Linked DNA regions of Homo sapiens: region 2 is linked to region 1. The links are chromatin contacts, found by Hi-C in ENCODE. All regions are on one chromosome and are shown on one strand. The core of a region is the stretch at or near the end of the contact, and the rest is flanking DNA. Distances in the headings are between cores, read along the strand shown. Region 1 overlaps LOC105377161 (a long non-coding RNA gene). Region 2 holds the start of EBLN2 (endogenous Bornavirus like nucleoprotein 2).

Region 1 (2,949 bases), core at 385-2,884:
GGAGTTCAGTGCTTTGGACACGTTTAGTTCCAGATGCCAGAGAGACATCCAAGAGTGAAGGTTCTAGTAGGCATTTGGATTCAGGAGACCAAAACTCACAGAGTAGTCCTGGCTATAAATTTGGACTGGGACCCAATACAGAGATGGAAACTGAAGGCACAGGAGTAAATGTACTCACAGTGGGAGGATGGGAAGAATGGGAGCAGAGCCATGGGTAAAGCATGTTTCCAGAAGGTTCTCCTGAGAGACCCAGGAAGGAAAGGAGCAAAATTCCATAGGATCCACAAGAGAGGAGTCATTGGCAATTTTCATAAGGACAGTTCCCCTTGTGATATATGGGAAGAAGGCAGATGGCAGAGTTGAAGAATAAGAAGGAGGTGAGAGAGTGATGAATGAATGAATAGCATTCCAGCAAAGTCTTCACATGCCTCCTCTAGGTCTGCTAATTCTGGAGATTCAGAATGGATTTGCCAAGAAAACTCCCAACGACCAGCCAGGAGAGGAATCTTTTCCACCAAGCTCTCTCTGTTTCAGAAAATAACCAATGTGTGTGTTGACCTCAGCATCCCTCCCTAGCAACCAGCATCTGTGTTTAAATTCGTGGGGGAGGGGTGCTATTATCTTGTGGCTATCCACACAGCTTCTGTGGTTACATCTGTTGTTTTTGTCTGTACAATAGCCATTTGTCATCATTTGGCTATTAACACCTCGATCTGGCTGGGACTCACTCCTTATCCCTGGCTCTGGGGATGGCACGTGTCCCAACCGTGGCCAATAAGACTCAGGCCTGAGATTTTTTGGAAACTATTGAGAAAGAGAAGCACCCCTTAGGCAGGGATGGCTGCCACCACCCCTATTAGGACTGGAGACATCCTGCCAGCAGAGACAGAAACAGATCCAAGAGACAGAGGGAGAAAAACAGTCTTGATAGCACTTCATGAGCTCCTGGATCCAGCCATGCCTGATACCATTTAATCCTTGGGCTTTTCAATTACATGAGTCAGTAAATTATCTATGTTTGCCTGTCAGAAAGGGTTTTGTGAGTTCTAGCACTGAACGAATGGTCCCAGCAGGAACAAACTGCCTAGGGATGGGGGCATAGGAGTGGAGTTGGTGGAGGAGGTTTACTTGATTTCCCCTCAGACATTTCACCAGGCATCTCATCCCCCAAGTTGCTACCTTAGCAATTCTCCCTCCTTTTTGCAGTCATCCTTCCTATTGTTTTTGCTTGTATTCCTATCTTTTTGTAAACTCCTCCTTGCTTAAAAAGCAGCATCTGAGATGCTGGCCTGAGGCCGTCTGCCCTTCCCAAGAGAATACACATGCTTGCTATTCTTTACAGTAAAACCAAGGTCCACATTGTGTTTCCCCAGGGCTCCCAGAACCTGAGTTGAGAGGTGGGGATTTTGCAGGGACTCCATCAGTGTGCAGCATCTGTACCTGCCTCCAGCGACTGCTGACACGAGCGGCCACATCTCCACACTTTCGCCCCACTACCTTATGTGTGCCACAACCCCTCCAACAATGCAAACTCTTGTTCATTTGCTCAGAACATGAATGAATCATGCCAGGGAAACTCCTGGCCACTGGACCACATTTTGCTGTGTTAGCAATAAACATCCCTTCATATTGTCATCATAGCCACAGGGGAAGACAGAGGTCTCCTGGCAGAGGAAGGGCGTGACACATTCCGCACTCTTTCTACTCCCTCCCTATGTCAGCCCTGATCTTTGTTTCCTTCTTTTTGCTTCAGAGCAAGCCTCCTTCTAAGGCCTTTAATTCCATGGATCATATTTTCTGTCTAGCTTCCATTTAATGGCCTGTCATGGGCCCATACCATGCCAGCTCCTGGGCGTAGTGGGGTTTGTGTATTTCAGTGTGGGCTTGCAGAATGACCCTGCATTATTTACTTTCCATCCTCATTGAGAATTATCAGGCTTAGGTGGGTTCCTCCCACCCTTCTTGAACTCTTCTTCCTATCCTCCATCCACCCTCTTCCCTCTATTTTATTCTTCCTGTCTGTCTTTCCTTCTCTCTTTCCTTCCTTTATTTTTTCCGTTTCTGTCGCTTCCTGTCTCCCCCCATGCCCTGGACTTTGGTCCTGTGGTTCCAGTAAAAGGAAAACATAGGGAATAATACGAAAAGCAGCCAGGCTTAGCCAATAAATCCTCTAATGCTTGTAATGGTTTTATTTTCTTCATGTTCATTCTAGTTTAAGAGGTCAATCAACATCTTTGAAATGCTTGTGGTTTACTACATGGAATCTTTAATTGAGGCACAGAAAACTCCTCTCTCCCTCTCTCCGTCTTCCTTCCCTCTCTCTCTTCCTTTCATTTGTTTAATAAATGTTTTTTGAGGGTTTTTTCTGGGGCAGGCCCTGGGCTAACTGCTAGGAATGGTGACTAGAAACATGGGTATGATCCTTGCTCTGATGATCTTACATCTATTGGGAGACACATGTTTTCACCAGATAATTCCACGTAAATGTATTCTCATAACCTCAGCAAATGCTTTGAGTTTCCACGATGGTCTACAGAGACACTGACCCCGACTATGGAGGTGTGGAGGGTTCCTCAAGGAGCTGATTTGAAGGATGAGTTTGCTTTTCTTTTTTTTGAGGGGTGAGGCGGGATGAAATCTCGTTCTGTCCCCCAGGTTGGAGTGCAGTGGCGTGTTCTCGTCTCACTGCAACCTTCGCCTCTCGGGTTCAAGCGATTCTCCCACCTCAGTCTCCCAAGTAGCTGAGACTACAGGCACCTTCCACCATGCATGGCTGATTTGTGTATTTTTAGAAGAAATGGGGTTTGACTATATTGGCCAGGCTGGTCTTGAACTCTTGACCTCAAGTGATCTGCCTGCCTCAGCCTCCTAATGTGTTAGGATTACAGGCATGAGCCACTGCCCCTGGCTTGAAGGGTGAGTTTTCTAGGTGAAGATCAGAGGAAAGAG
Region 2 (2,941 bases), core at 1-2,500, 380 kb before region 1:
CTTGGCAACTAACTTGACTTGCGTAGCTTGTGTAGAGGGGATTCAAAGTCTCCAAATAGAAGTGTGAACATTAATTCTCCAACCCATGGTCTTGAGCTGATCCAACCTATGGCTGATTCTGCATTGCAGCTGATTAGCAGATCAGCACTCTCACCATGTGAAAGTCTTCCAATAGATGCCATCATTGCCTTGAATCGTCTCTGAACTTGGAGACTGCTGGTGCAAATCTTATCACTTGATCCAGCCGCAATGCCTATCAAAAGGTCACAGCAGTGGCGGAGAACTGATGACTTCTCAAGGGCAATAAAGTTAGGCATATCTTTGAATCTGCTAGCATAAGGAGTACCCCTTTCCTCGTTCTCATTCCCAACCACAGTATTAGACCTCTTGCTCACACCAACACTCAGTAATGCCTGGTGTAACCCATCAAATATGAAACACAAGAATACTAAACTTGGGGTCACAGGGTGGAAATGAGATTTATGTGCTGGGTCTAGCATAGACTTGGCTGCTTTTTTAATGTCCTTAATATCCCCAATGCTGGGTTGGGGTTCCAATGCATCCAGTGGATACTGTCTGTTTTTCCCAGATAGCTCAAATCTTCCTTGAAGGTCAGGGAGCCCACTCCTGTCCATTGCGTCATCTCCTGGGCTGCTGGGCTGTGAGTCCTTTCTTAGATGAGACATTGTGGAAAATTGGTTCCGACTTAATTCTTTAATTTTGTTAAGAATCATAGGTCTAAAAGATCTTTTGTAAGATCTGTCACAGACCCAAACAAAAAGACTGTGAGAATTAACATAAGCATACAATTTAAGAAAATAACCCATTATTAGTCGCTATGACTTGACTCTGCACTTCTTTACCATTTTTCCAAAATACCTCACGTTCATGAGCAAAACAAAACATATTTTGCTTCATAAAAGAAATTTTTATCATGTATACATTTTAATAGTTTTTCTGTCAAGAAATATAGTATGGGATTATTTTAGTATCTTATTTAGCAACATAACTATATTCTTGGGAACATTCTAAAAACAAATTGACTGGGCTGGGTGTGGTGGTTCACATCTGTAATCTCAGCACTTTGGAAGGCCAAGGCGGGAGGATCACTAGAGTTTAAGGCTGCAGTGAGCTATGATCACTCATCACCGCACTCCAGCCTGGGTAACAGAGTAGTCTATGAAAGCAGAGCCAGATTAACCTTAAACCAATGGTTCTCAGCAGGGGACAACCTCCCCTCCCTGCCTTTCACATCTCCAAGAGACATTTGGCAATGTCTAAAGATATTTGGAGAGGGGAACACTACTGGCATAAGTGGGTAGAGGTCAAGGACAGTGCTAAACCTCTTATAATCCCCAGGACACCCACTCACAACAGAATTATCTGGTACAAAATGTCCATAGTTCCAAGGTTGAGAAATTGTATCCAAATTTAATTCTTACTTTGCTATATCTAAATCTTGACAACTGGAAATATTTTCCATCATAAAGAGAAAAGCCATCAAGTAGTTATTCCAAACATGGGAATTATGCCCTAGAGACACCCTGGAAAGGCATCTAGAATGGCATCTCAGGGCAATGAGTGCCACCACAGTATGTAAATCCAACAATATTAAAATTACAGTAAATCACCAATCTCTTTAATCCAAATCTCTTTAATGGAAAAAACATATAGATAATGTTATTAGTAATATTCTACTTTGGGGACTGAATGGTAGGTTCACAAGTATGTTATCACACTTAATTACATATTAAATAAATTCAGTCTATTTTAAGAATAATATATTAGAAGCAATAAAATGATTAAATATAGTAAATAATATACTAGAAATAGAAAAAATATACTTACTCTGAAGAAGGATAAACACAGCTAACAACCATCACATTCTGCAATAACAAAAATCAGTGATTTAGTATGAAGAAAAGTACTACAACATAAAGTTTCATCATTTTTGTTTCTAAAATCACTCTGGTGGGTTAAATTCCCATTGATTCTAATTTTGCTAGTAAAGGAAAATGGTTAAAAATGAAAACTGGTGAAACAGCAAAAACTAAAACAATAACAAAGGACCAAAAGAGAATATCCTACTCAGCCACTAATTTTTTTTTTCCTATACTTATTTTTTACCCTAATCTAGTTATTCTAGACCCGTAACATCATACACTATACGTAGTAGAGTAACTAAGCTCAGATGGAATCAACAAAGATGTTGAGAGATTGAAGTACTTAAGACATATGTAATTGATTTTCCTTACAAAGCAACACCCAATCCACGGCTTGTTGTGTTGCATCATATATCCCACAGAAAGAGACTCAAACCTTTTTTGTAATATATTTATGATCTTCCCAGTAAAAATAACTTTACTAATATTCAGTGTTCACTGAAAGTTTAGTATGAGTCACAGTAAGTGTTTTGCATTTAATCCCCCTCCCAGCCCTATTATTAACCACATTTTACAGAGGAGAAAACTAACTGGCCCAAGGTCACACAACTATGAAACACTGCAACCCTGATTTAAAGGCAGGGCACCTGGTATGACTACTGTAACATATTGCTACTTTATCTGAAAATCTCCAAAATGTAATTATTACAACTCCTGGAGCTGAAAAGTAAGTACTGATGAGCCATCTCAGTTTCCTGGCCTTTGGGGATATTATTCAATTGAGTGTACAGAGGATCAACAAAATATATTAATCCAGTATGGCCACAAAAACTACTGTAAATCACTATGTAATGGTTTTTGATTCCTGTTCCCAGGGTAAAATAAAGTGGATTTGAACCAGATCCTTAAATGAACAGGGGAGTGTTTCCGGACCAACCATCAACTGAAAATTAGAACTCATTAGTCCAATCTTGGTTCTCACAGGGCTTCCTTCATTTTTCACTCAAGACAAGTCAATTTCTTACTTTTCATTCCCTTAAACACCTTGAATCTTTGTT

Evidence for each region. A loop is a pair of places that touch in the nucleus more often than their neighbours do. Pooled maps may share reads with other maps.
Region 2: a pooled map of heart right ventricle shows a loop between it and region 1 (2.2-fold over the local background). The contact joins the promoter of EBLN2 here to the enhancer-like site in region 1. A Hi-C loop is called at or near these places in 4 of 168 maps with a recorded cell type or tissue (CD4-positive, alpha-beta T cell, CD8-positive, alpha-beta T cell and naive thymus-derived CD4-positive, alpha-beta T cell), 4 of 37 single-sample maps with no recorded cell type and 10 of 50 pooled maps.

The regions. Positions count from the first base shown.
Region 1 is chr3:72,677,721-72,680,669 of GRCh38, reverse strand. All of the region lies in intron 5 of LOC105377161 (a long non-coding RNA gene), which reads left to right. Among named protein-coding and RNA genes, the nearest start is that of SHQ1, 170 kb to the left of the region's middle. Within about 2 kb of position 1,634, at least 2 of the 41 ENCODE cell types and tissues checked have a DNase peak (open chromatin) inside an H3K27ac peak, as active enhancers do.
Region 2 is chr3:73,059,968-73,062,908 of GRCh38, reverse strand. EBLN2 (endogenous Bornavirus like nucleoprotein 2) reads right to left here and starts at 1,250. Exons shown (of 1, transcript NM_018029.4): 1 at 1-1,250. The coding sequence starts at 827. The coding sequence ends at 9. PPP4R2 (protein phosphatase 4 regulatory subunit 2) reads right to left here. Exons shown (of 9, transcript NM_174907.4): 5 at 1,849-1,886.